Linked DNA regions of Homo sapiens: regions 1 and 3 are each linked to region 2. The links are chromatin contacts, found by Hi-C or POLR2A ChIA-PET in ENCODE. All regions are on one chromosome and are shown on one strand. The core of a region is the stretch at or near the end of the contact, and the rest is flanking DNA. Distances in the headings are between cores, read along the strand shown.

Region 1 (4,147 bases), core at 567-3,066, 510 kb before region 2:
TTCGAGACCAGCCTGACCAACATGGAGGAACCCCGTCTCCACTAAAATACAAAAAATTAGCTGGGCGTGGTGGCACATGCCTGTAATCCCAGCTACTCGGGAGGCTGAGGCAGGAGAATCGCTTGAACCTGGGAAGCGGAGGTTGCAGTGAGCCGAGATCGCGCCATTGTGCTCCAGCCTGGGGAACAAGAGCGAAACTCCGTCTCAGAAAGAAAAAAAAAAAACAAAAAACCCCACAGGGAAGCTCTTGGGAAACCCACATGTGCCCTCAAGGTGCCTTGGGTTACTTTCACCTATAAGAAAAATTTAAATATTCTTTTGTTGTATACACATTTGTGGCAGTCACACTGTACTGCAACACCACCACAATCTCATCAAACAACACTTTGCCTCGAGGCTGTTAGGAATGTATACTTCCATGTAGCGAAGAGGGAAGGAAGATCAGTGTAATGACCCTTTGTTTCTGATGAGGAGGCAGCTGCGTGGCTTTCTAAAGGCTACATAAGAACCTAAGGGCTGAACCAGGATTAGAAAGTGGCTCTGGTGCCTCACGTGGTGAGCATCCCGCAATGTACTCTGCCCTCTTCCGCCTTCTCTATTTTCAAACTCTTGGACTTGGTTTGTCTTCCTCCAAAATACTTTCTCTCTGAAAATGTTCACATCTCTTAGCTTCAAAACTTAACTGGATTGTCGACTTTGAAATGCCTCTTAATTTTGTCCATTGAGTGTTGTATCATCAAATACCAGTCCTTAATCCTACTGATATTAAAACATTAAAAAAATCCTGGCCGTGCGCGGTGGCTCACGCCTGTAATCCCAGCACTTTGGGAGGTTGAGGCAGGAGGATCACTTGAGGTTAGGAGTTCAAGACCAGCCTGGCCAACATGGCGAAACTTCGGTCTTTACAAAAATAGAAAAATTAGCCAGGCGTGGTGGCGCGCGCCTATAGTCCCAGCTACTCAGGAGGCTAAGGCAAGATAATCGCTTGGACCCACGAGGCGGAGGTTGCAGTGAGCCGAGATCACACCACTGCACTCCAGCCTGGGTGACAGAGACTCCAGCCTGTCTCAAAAAAAAAAAAAAAAAAAAAAAAAAAGAAAGAAAAGAAAAGAAAAAGTACAAGAAAAAGAAAAACCCCTATTCACCCTCATCCCATTTCCTGTCTTTGATCTCTTAGGACATACTATACCATCTTTACCAATAATTGGTCCGTAGTATCTATTACTATTTATTTGATTTTTGTTTTCTTTTTCCTTCTTGTCTGTGATGGGTTTTCCCAAATTTACTGTTTGTTTCTGGAAGAAAAGAATAGTACTTCGTTTTCCCCCTGTATTCCATGCTTTATTTAATGATGCTGACTTTCAACATTTTAAAATTGAGATGAAAACAAGAAACGAGGGATGCCAGGAGAGTGGAAACTCTCGTAAAAGACTAGTCAAGTGCAGTAGTGAGAAGGGGGGAAAGAGTAGAACAAGGAGTTCGATCTGTAACTGACTGTGAACAATCAATTGAGATAACTCACTACCTTCGGACCAGCCAATAAGTCCTCCTACTGTTTGAACTATTTAAAGCCCCCAAATTTGTTCATTTTCCCCTTACAGTGATATTCTGGTTTCAGTTTACTGATGACTATATTTACAATATTAATGATATATATATACTCTAAGAATTCCCTGGCACATCTATTTATCAATAGCTGGAAAAACGTACTGAATAACAAGAATCAGACGTGTTGCTAAGCATCCTGGGAAAGAGATATGCAAAATTAGCATTTCGTCATCAGGGCGTCTTTCCCCCGGTTTGTCTTGAGTGGCTCAGCCACCGCAAGGTACCAGAGAGCCGCCCAATCTGCGCTGGCCTCCTTTATCTGTTTGCTGTGTGACCCTCCGGACAGCTCTGTGGGACCTGGAGGAAACTGTGAGCCCTACAGATAAAGTCTGTGCTTCCAGCGTCGGTAAATCCCAGCAAGCGCCACTACCTGGAGGCTGACACTTTCCCATCTTGGCAGTCAGCTCCCTACAGAGGTGCTTCTCCCACTGCCCAAGATCCCTGCCTCCTCCTTAAACCCCAACTGATAGAACAGAAACCACCACCTAAGGAACGTGAAGGGGAAGCATCTGAAACACCAGAAGATCTTGGATTGTTCCTGAGGACTTCAGAATCTACAGGGACAAAAGGCAGAAGCAGGAAGTCCGAAGTAAAGATGACTAAGAAAAGGCGGGTGGAAAAGATTTCTGTGAAAGTGTCAGAGGCAAAGCTCTGAAAGACCTGAAACTCATGCCGAAAGCAAAGAACAGCAAAAAGACAGTAGGGATGTGTCTGGAGCAACAAGGATCGGGCTGTTCCTGGGGCAGCCGAATTCACAGCTCTGTTTTACTCCTAATGGAGGATCTTCCTGCTGCAGCGGCGAGTAGACCTTACTGTAAAGGTGCAGGCAAGGGGAGGGGAAGGGCAGGCAGCTGCCCATTGGAGTTCACATCTCCAAGCCTGAGAAAATGTGTTCCTGGATGCCCCAAGCCAATGGAAAAGCAGAATCATTGACTATGTTTGACTCCTTCTGGTACCTAGCACAGTATCTGGGACACAGCAGGTGCTATGTAAATGTGTTGAGTGAATGAATGAATGAATGCCATTGAGGAGAATGAATAACCCCAGAAAACTAGACATGGGTAGATGTTGTCCTAATTTCAAAAGAGGGGAAAATGAGAGTGAGAGTTTCATAAATGACAATCTCTAAACGATGTTGCTCTCTAGCAAAATTCTAGAATGGATTATTTTAAGAACAAAGCAGGTAAACATTGGCAGCCAACTTGAAATTAATAAGAAAAAGGTGTGCGCCAGAATAGTTTTATTTCCTTTTGTTTTTCATTGTACAGCTTGATTTGACTAAGTTGTTTATACCTTTCACTCTGCCTTTGCATGCACTGGGGGTGATCTAGTCTACTATGTGGACTGGAAGTCCACCCAGTGGCCAGGCTCAGAGGCAGGGAAGGGGGGTTGGTGCCATTCTGGGAGAGGAGGTTTCTGGGGCTGTTTCTCAGCCAGATCCTGTCTCATCTGTTTCCAACAACCCCACAAATGAAGACACTGAAGCTGACTAATCAAATTGACTGATGCCCCAATAGGTGTCATGATATGCAGTGAGAATCCGGCAGGCATTAGAGATGAACAGCACGGGCTGCAGCCACATTATCTCAGCTTGAGTCCTAGTTTTCACCAGCTACTAGCTAGCTATCTCTGGTCAAGTCACTTACCTTGCTTGAGCCTCAGTTTCTCCATCTAGAAAATGGTCATAATCGAAGTATCTATCTTATAGGGTGTTGGGAAGATTAACTGAGAAGCCACATAGAGTTTACTGGCACATTAAAAAAAGAAACTATAAGAATGTTAGCTGTCCTTTTGCACGGCAAAAGGAACAGTAAGCAGAGTAAACAGACAACCCACAGAGTGGGAGAAAATCTTCCCAATCTATACATCCGACAAAGGACTAACATCCAGAATCTACGAGGAACTCAAATTAGCAAGAAAAAAACAATCCCATCAAAAACTGGCCTAAGGACATGAATAGACAATTCTCAAAAGAAGATATACAAATGGCCAACAAACATATGAAAAAGTGCTCAATATCACTAATGATCAGGGAAATGCAAATCAAAACCACAATGCAATACCACATTACTCCTGCAAGAATGGCCATAATAAAAAAAAAATCAAAAAAATAATAGATGTTGGTGTTGATATGGTGAAAAGCGAACACTTCTACACTGCTGGTGGGAATGTAAAGTAGTACAACCACTATGGAAAACAGTGTGGAGATTCCTTAAAGAACTAAAAGTAGATCTACCATTTGATCCAGCAATCCCACTACTGGATATCTACCCAGAGGGGAAAAAAAAAGTCATTATATGAAAAAGATGCTTGCACATGCATGTTTGTAGCAGCACAATTCGCAATTGCAAAAATATGGAACCAGCCCAAATGCCCATCAACCAACAAATGGATAGAGAAACTGTGGCATAGGGCTGGGCGCCGTGGCTCACGCCTGTAATCCCAGCACTTTGGGAGGCTGAGGCAGGCGGATCACGAGGTCAAGAGTTTGAGACCATCCTGGCCAACATGGTCAAAGCCTGTCTCTACTAAAAATACA
Region 2 (3,888 bases), core at 115-2,614:
CCACTGCCCACCCGCAGGATGAAGTCCAGGCATGCAAACCCCTTCTTAGTCTCTCTCTGCAGACTCCTTTCCCACTGCCTCCAAACCAAAACCATCTTCTCCAGGCTCATGGACTCCTTTCTGTGCCTGCACACGCCCTGCACTGTCCCGTCTCTCTGCGCCTTTGCCCAGGCACTCCTCCCTCCCTGAAAGCACCACCGGTCTAGCTGGGCCTGAAATCCTAGCCTTCCCTAAAAGCCCGGCTCAAATCACAGAGGCGCAGAGCATCAGGCCAGGAGGGGTGGACAGCGGTACCAAGAGGCCCCCTGACACTCCTTCCCCCGGAGCCCACCGCAAGCTTCCACCTGGGCGCCAGCACTCACCCCTTTCTGTTTTGCACGATTATTGCCCGCGTACCTGCCTGCCTGGTCCTTGAACACACAGCCACTGTGTGTCTTTTCACACTTTCCAGCTGGGTAAGCCTGGGCAAGTTAAGTTCTCTAGGCCCCGGGTTTTTCTTTTGTATGACAGAGATTAACACCAGTACCCATCCCACAGGCTTGCTGTGAGGACAGACTAACGCCTCAACAGGGCTTGTGGAAGTGCGTGGCTCTATATTCCCTTCCGCGCCGACCCCGGGAAGCTGGGCACGTAGTGGGAGTCGGTGTATGCGGATTCGAAGCCGGACACCTCCCAGGTGCCACCAGGCCGCTGCGGGGGAGATGGAGAGGGACCTACAGGCCGAGCGCCAGGCAGAGAAAGGAGCCGCGGGTGGGGGGGCACCCAGAAGGAGGGGACAGCGGCTGGGGCGGGGGCAGGAAGCCCCGGAGGGCCCAAAGAACTTGGCGTGGGGCGGCCCGGGGCGGGGACAACCGTTCCGCCAGCGCTCGGGTTCGGCTCGGAGTGGGGGCCCGGCCGACGGGCGCAGTAGGCCCCGGCGGACCCCGCGCCCCATTCGCGGGAGCCCCAGGCCCGGTGGTCCGGCCCGGACCCCGGAACCCCTCCCCAGGGCCTGCGGCGCCGTGTGCCGGGGCCGGGCCGCCTGGGGCCCCCAGGCCGCGAGTCCCTGCGCGCGCGGGTCGCCCTTACCGGAGCCGCGACCGCCTCGGCCATGGCCCTGCGCTGTCCCGCCCGGCCCGGAGGAAGTCGTCGTCGCCGCCGCCGCGCGCGGCACCACGCAGGCCCGGCCGCCCGGTGCTCTCCGCAGGCGGCGCCTGCCTGGCCTTTCCTCTGCCGCCGCTCCTCGCTGGCTGCCCCTGCGCCGCGCCGCCCGCAGTCGCGCCGCCTCCGTCAGCGCCCGGCCGGTCCACACTGCATCCTGGGAGCCGGCGCCGCGGCCCGGCAGACGAAGGCCCGTGAGGCTTCCTGGAGGCAGCGCGGCCGCACAGCCCCACCTGCAGCCTGAGAGGCGAACGGCAGGCGCTGCGCCCGCCTGCCCGCGGCCCCGCCCCGCCCCGCCCAGCCCCGCCCGCGGGGCCCGACGGGAGGACCTAGCGACCCCGGGCCGACCCCGCGACCCCGCGACCCCGCGACCCCGGCCGGACTGCCGAGCGCGGGGGGAGTCACTGCGCTGGCCCCGCGGCCCAGCCCGAGGACTCGGTTATTGAAAGGGTCCCCCTCATGGGACCCGCCTGGCCGCGCCCGCGGGCGAGCACGGGCTTCCGGGCAGGGCGTCCCCCGGGTGACCGCGGCCAGGGCGGCCCCCTCGCCCTGGGATGCCCGGCTCCCCTTCCCCCGCCCCACGGGCACTTCTGCTGCCCGAGGTCCTGGGTCTGGAGGTTTAGGCTATTTTGGGGAGGACAGATGTAACTCATGCCCACCTGTGTTTGAAATGGAATAAATACTTCCAACAACAGGAATATAGTTCGGTAAACCCCGGTAGGCAACCACTTAGCATTTTCTGTAATGGGTTTATTACAGTAAATTTTTTTAATGGCATGAGCAATGGGACGCAATACCATCATTTAAAATGATTTCGGTGAAGGTCTTGGTAGGAACAGATGTTCATGATGTTTTAAGAGAAAAAGCCTGTCCAGGACGATCCTGTCTTTGTTTTAAAAATAACATTTTAAAACAATATAGGACATATGTAGCGTCATATACTGCGTACATGTATAATTACAGTTTTGAAAAGTTTGGAAGCATATATATCAACATGGCCTCAGTAGTTCTATTAAAGGTCTATTCCTTTAATAGACCACGGGCCGTTTTTATGCCTTTTCTAATTTTTTCCAATTCATGTTTTTATTTTTCCATGACAAGGATAGTATTTTTAAACAAGGAGAGAAAAATAAAAATTTAAATGTTCTCAAAGAGGCCAACCAGAGCAGGGGAAGGAGGGCGCCTTGGACGGGCCCCCACGTAGTTTCAGAGGCTCATTGCCTTTCAGGAACACGACTTGCTCATCTGTGTATTCCCCAAGACTAACTAGCCAACTGCCTAGCACACACTGATAAGAAAATATGTGAGAGATCTGTAATCTTTTTCAAAGAAGGCAGACCTTACAGAATAGATAAAATTTGAGCTGGATCTTGAAGAATTGGCAAAATATTGATAGGCAGAGAGCATTTCAGACCAGAGGGTGGTAGTAGAGGTGTGAGCTGGATGACAGCCCAAAAAAAAATTGATGTAGGAAGATATAAAGCATTTTAGGGCCGGGCGCAGTGGCTCACGCCCGTAATTCTAACACTTTGGGAGGCCAAGATGGGTGGATTGCCTGAGCTCAGGAGTTTGATACCAGCCTGAGCAACATGACAAAACCCCGTCTCTACTAAAAATAGAAAAAATTAGCGAGGCGTGGTGGCACGCACCTGTAATCCCAACTACTGGGGAGGCTGAGGTACGAGAATCGCTTGAACCCGGGAGGCAGAGGTTGCAGTGAGTGGAGATCACACCACTGGGTGACAGAAATACAGTGCATTAGAAATAAAGAGACATTTTTAGTGTGCAATTTAAAAAGTTCCCTTTTGACAGGCTGAGTCGGATATGCCAGGGTCATCTCTAGGTAGTAATTTCCAAGCCTGGCTCTCAGAGCAGCTGCATCAGTCTCTGGGGAAGCTTGTGAAGGATATGGATTTCTGGATCCCATCTCATATCTACTGAATCAAAATGTCTTTGGGATGGGTCCTGAGTAATGTGGAGAAAACTTATTTTAAAAGAAGGTCTCTTTTTAACAAGTTCCTTGTAGGGGTTGAGGTAAGGGTGAAGCTGGGGCTCTGCAGACAGCCAAGTTAGGGTAATGATGACTTGCTCTGTCCTCCACTGAAGACAGGCATCTATTGCAGAGCATCTCTGGTGCTGGTTTTCCAGCCTCTATTTGTAAAAAGAACGAAGATAAACCTCCTTGGATTGATATATGAGGCTTCCAAAGCCTTTCCCTCCATTTTGGGCACAGGTGTCAAAAGCAGGCATGAGAGTTTCCACTCCTGTGCCTTTCCTCATGCTTTTCCCCTCTCCTCTTGCCCACCCGAAGTTCTCACACCTTTTCCAGACCAGCATATGCCCTAATTCTTCCAGTTAAGTCTCTCCATGCCAATCACGGCTGCAGCAAGCTCTGCATTGTCCCAACTCTAATAATTTTTATTCTCGGTGCCATTCATATGGCACTGAGAAAAAAATTACAATACAAGGTAGTAGTTCCTAACTCACCTCTTGGATTATAAGTTCCCTGAGAGCAGGGACTATATCTTATTTCTCTTGTCTCTCCTGCAGTGCCTAATACTGGGCAGGTTTAGGCAACATAAAGTAATGATTTAGTACAAGTCTTAATTGATTGCTCTGTGTGGTGTGATCAACTGTGGTCCAAAGAATCATCCCCTCCTCTGCTCTAATACTTCTGCAGCCCCTACCATCTCCACCTTCCTGCTGAGTATTCCTAGAAGAAAAATCATAAAGCATTTTCAACACACC
Region 3 (3,678 bases), core at 419-2,918, 430 kb before region 2:
TTTTGTATTTTTTAGTGGAGACGGAGTTTCACCGTGTTAGCCAGGATGGTCTCGATCTCCTGACCTCGTGATCCTCCTGCCTCGGCCTCCCAAAGTGCTGGGATTACAGGCGTGAGCCACCGCGCCCGGCCATAATTGGTACCATTTCACCAAAATAAAATTTAAAGTGACAGTTTGCTCCAATACAGCTATGAGAAATTATCTTCTTCAAAACATTTTGCACCAGAAAAGCAAAACATCACTTTCCCTAGAAGGTGACAAAGCAAATAAGGAAAATGCCCTTTAGTTTCCTAGTAATTAGAAAACAGAATAGAAGCTTGACTAGGCAGTCACTACCCCAGAGACGCAACACCATTAACATTAATAATACCACGCCTGTAATCCCAGCACTTTGGGAGGCCAAGGCAGGCGGGCACGTGGTCAGGAGTTCGAGACCAGCCTGGCCAATATGGTGAAACTCAGTCTCTACTAAAAATACAAAGCTTAGCCGGACATGGTGGTGCGTGCCTGTAGTCCCAGCAACTCAGGAGGCTGAGGCAGGAGAATCACTTGAACCTGAGAGGCGGAGGTTGCAGTGAGCCGAGATCGCGCCACTGCACTCCAGCCTGGGCAACTGAGTGATACTCCGTCTCACTCACACACACACACACTCGCCGGGGGGGGGGGGGGGTGGCGCACGCCTGTAATCCCAGCTACACACACACACACACACACACACACACACACACTAGCCGGGCGTGGTGGCGCACGCCTGTAATCCCAGCTGCTTGGGAAGCTGAGGCACGAGAATCGCTTGAACCCGGGAGGCGGAGGTTGCAGTCGGCTGACATGGCACCACTGCACTCCAGCCTGGGTGACAGAGCGAGACTCCGTCTTAAATAAATAAATAAAAAGAAAATGGAAGTGCCTAATATTGCAATTCAGCATTGTACTTTCACATGTGCCCTTTATGGGAATCCTTTTCTTTTCTCACCCGTAATTTCCTGTTCTTTCTCCCAATCTGCACCTCATCCAGCAGAGTCTCCGCCCACAAGCTGCGCTTAGGGAAGCAGGCACTCTCCGGAAACTCTGGACTGAGTAAAATCAATGGGTGCGTGCGGGACTCCTCCACTGATTCTTTGATTCCACAGCATTTGTACAGCACCCACGGGGGCCCCACACTAGGTGGGAAACGAAGATGAAAAGTCGCAGTCTCTGTTCCAAAGACCGCAGAGCCCAGGGCTGCGTTTCCTTCCCGGCCTTTTGTCCAGGCCCCAGGGAGCGAGCTGGGGGAAGGCTCCCCGGCCAGGGCTTCCCCACAGATTTTACTAGGTCAGGGCAGCCCCGGGGAGGCGCCTCCTCCCAGCCGGAACCGCCCGACTCCGCTTCGTCCTCTTGGGCCCACGGACCACTCCCCACTGCCCCAGCCCCAACACCTGCAGATCCTGCGAGCCCGAGCCCTCCCGCGACCGCCCAGAGAGGGTCTGACACCCGAAGGGGAACCCCAGGGACTAGTCCTGCCGTAGTCTAAGCTCTGGTCTCGCGGAGGAAAAGCAGGGGCGGCCCCCGTACGCGGGGCCTGCGCCCTTCAGCCCCAGCCCCACCCTGCGCGACCCCGGGATCTCGCTCGGCGGCGGCCGTTGCCCAGGGCACAGGCAGGGCATGCTGAGAACGCTCTGCCTTTCCTGTGCCTGGACACGGCTCGGGCTGGGATCCCACAGCGCCGCCTTCTGGCGGGAGGCACCCCCGCGGCGCTGTGCATTCTGGGCTCCCTGGATCTCTGAACTTGAATTGGAGCTGCTCCAAGCTCTCCAGAGATAACCTCCTTTAGGGTTACACGAGATTGCCTCTGAAATTGATAGGTATGTAAATTAGTAGGGATTTGGAGAATGTGTAACGTCGCCATTTTCGGTTTCAATTTTTGCTACTACAAGCCGCCTGTCTTCACAATGAAACTGTGTTATCGGCCGGGCGCGGTGGCTCATGCCTATAATCCCAGCACTTTAGGAGGCTGAGGCGGGCGGATCACCTGAGGTCAGGAGTTTGAGACCAGCCTGGCCAACATGGTGAAACCCCGTCTCTACTAAAAATACAAAAATTAGCCGGGCGTGGTGGCACGCGCCTGTAGTCCCAGCTACTCGGGTGGCTGAGGCGGGAGAATCACTTGAACCCAGGAGGTGAAGATTGCAGTGAGCCGAGATCGCACCACTGCACTCCAGCCTGAGCAACAGAGCAAGATTCCGTCTCAAAAAAAAAAAAAAAGAAAAAAGAAACTGTTATTAAATAAAATAATAGGAGTCCATTGGTTCGGACTCAGCTCCAGCACTAGGCTCCAAGAGACCACACCAAGATGGAGTTACTCATGCAAAAGTGCCACATCACCAAACAGGCCAGCATAAGGAAGACCCCTCTGCTTTTTTTTTTTTTTTTTTTTTTTGAGACAGAGTCTCACTCTGTCGGCCAGGCTGGAGTGAAGTGGCACAATCTTGGCTCACTGCAACCTCTGCTTCCCGGGCTCAAGCACTTCTCCTGCCTCAGCCTCCCAAGTAACTGGGATTACAGGGGTGTGTCACCACGCCCGGCTAATTCTTGTATTTTTAGTAGAGACGGGGGTTTCACCATGTTGGCCAGGCTGGTCTTGAACTCCTGACCTCAGGTAATCCACCTGCCTCGGCCTCCCAAAGTGCTGGGATTACAAGTGTGAGCCACCGTGCCCGGCCAGAAGACACCCCCTCTGCTTTAACCTTTAGAAGAAAAAAGTAACTTTGAAACAACCAACCCACTTTTAGTTTTCTGTTTCTGCTTTTCCCAAGCTTTTTCTGTCCATAAAACCAACCGCGGGCCGGGTGCAGTGGCTCACACCTATAATCCCAGCACTTTGGGAGGCCAAGGTGGGCAGATCACGAGATCAGGAGTTCGAGACCAGCCTGGCCATCCTGGTGAAACCCCCGTCTCTACTAAAAATACAAAAAATTAGCCAGGCATGGTGGCGCATACCTGTAATCCCAGCTACTTGGGAGGCTGAGGCAGAATTGCTTGAACCCAGGAGGTGGAGGTTGCAGTGAGCCAAGATAGCGCCACTGCTCTCCAGCCTGGGCGACAGAGGGAGACTCCTTCTTAAAAAAAAAAAAAAAAACCCGCCTTGGCTGGCTCATCCAAACACTTATTCTGTTTTTCTGTTTTTGTTTTTGAGACCGAGTTTCGCTCGTTGCCCAGGCTGGAGTGCAATGGCACGATCTCGGCTCACTGCAACCTCCGCCTCCCGGGTTCAAGCGATTCTCCCGCCTCAGCCTCCCGAGTAGCTGGAATTACAGGTTCGCATTGCCACACCCACCTAATTTTTTGTATTTTTAGTACAGACAGGGTTTCACCATGGCCAGGCTGGTCTTGAACTTCTGACCTCAGGTGATCTGCCCGCCTCGGCCTCTCAGAGTGCTGGGATTACAGGCGTGAGCCACCACGCCGGGCCACTTATTCTGTTTCATGGGATGAAGTGTTGCTCAATTCTAGAATACCAAATAAGCCAATTAAGATTTTTAAACTAAATGTGTTGTAATTTTGTCTTTTGACAGTGCCATTGTACAGGTGATTCACTACTCCACCACTCCACTCACCTACTCACAATGACGGTTTTCAACATTTCAGGAACGGTTTCTACCTTAGGCTCAGAGCAATTCCTACTTCTCCCTCATGAGGAAT

The links. Hi-C counts contacts between places; a loop is a spot of excess contacts on that map. ChIA-PET counts read pairs that join two places held with the same protein, here RNA polymerase II (POLR2A). Pooled maps may share reads with other maps.
Region 1: a loop to region 2 is called in a pooled map, with 5 times the contacts of the local background. The contact joins the promoter of GHET1 here to the promoter of ZNF746 in region 2. A Hi-C loop is called at or near these places in 1 of 168 maps with a recorded cell type or tissue (K562), 1 of 37 single-sample maps with no recorded cell type and 9 of 50 pooled maps.
Region 3: a loop to region 2 is called in a map of CD8-positive, alpha-beta T cell, with 8 times the contacts of the local background. The contact joins the enhancer-like site here to the promoter of ZNF746 in region 2. A Hi-C loop is called at or near these places in 2 of 168 maps with a recorded cell type or tissue (CD4-positive, alpha-beta memory T cell and CD8-positive, alpha-beta T cell), 2 of 37 single-sample maps with no recorded cell type and 10 of 50 pooled maps. POLR2A ChIA-PET finds 5 or more read pairs at or near these places in 1 of 52 experiments (OCI-LY7).

Annotation. Positions count from the first base shown.
Region 1 is chr7:148,985,711-148,989,857 of GRCh38, forward strand. It overlaps GHET1 (gastric carcinoma proliferation enhancing transcript 1), which reads left to right and starts at 1,817. Exons shown (of 1, transcript NR_130107.1): 1 at 1,817-3,719. It also overlaps RNY1. RefSeq lists a silencer at 1,464-1,533 and enhancers at 1,676-2,176, 1,744-1,793, 2,114-2,163.
Region 2 is chr7:149,496,445-149,500,332 of GRCh38, forward strand. ZNF746 (zinc finger protein 746) reads right to left here and starts at 1,365. Exons shown (of 7, transcript NM_001394198.1): 1 at 1,069-1,365. The coding sequence starts at 1,092. RefSeq lists an enhancer at 1-626 and silencers at 760-819, 1,060-1,729.
Region 3 is chr7:149,064,268-149,067,945 of GRCh38, forward strand. No RefSeq gene overlaps it. Among named protein-coding and RNA genes, the nearest start is that of ZNF786, 25 kb to the right of the region's middle. RefSeq lists an enhancer at 1,038-1,920 and a silencer at 1,410-1,639. Within about 2 kb of position 1,669, at least 38 of the 41 ENCODE cell types and tissues checked have a DNase peak (open chromatin) inside an H3K27ac peak, as active enhancers do; they include CD8-positive, alpha-beta T cell, where a contact is called at or near this core.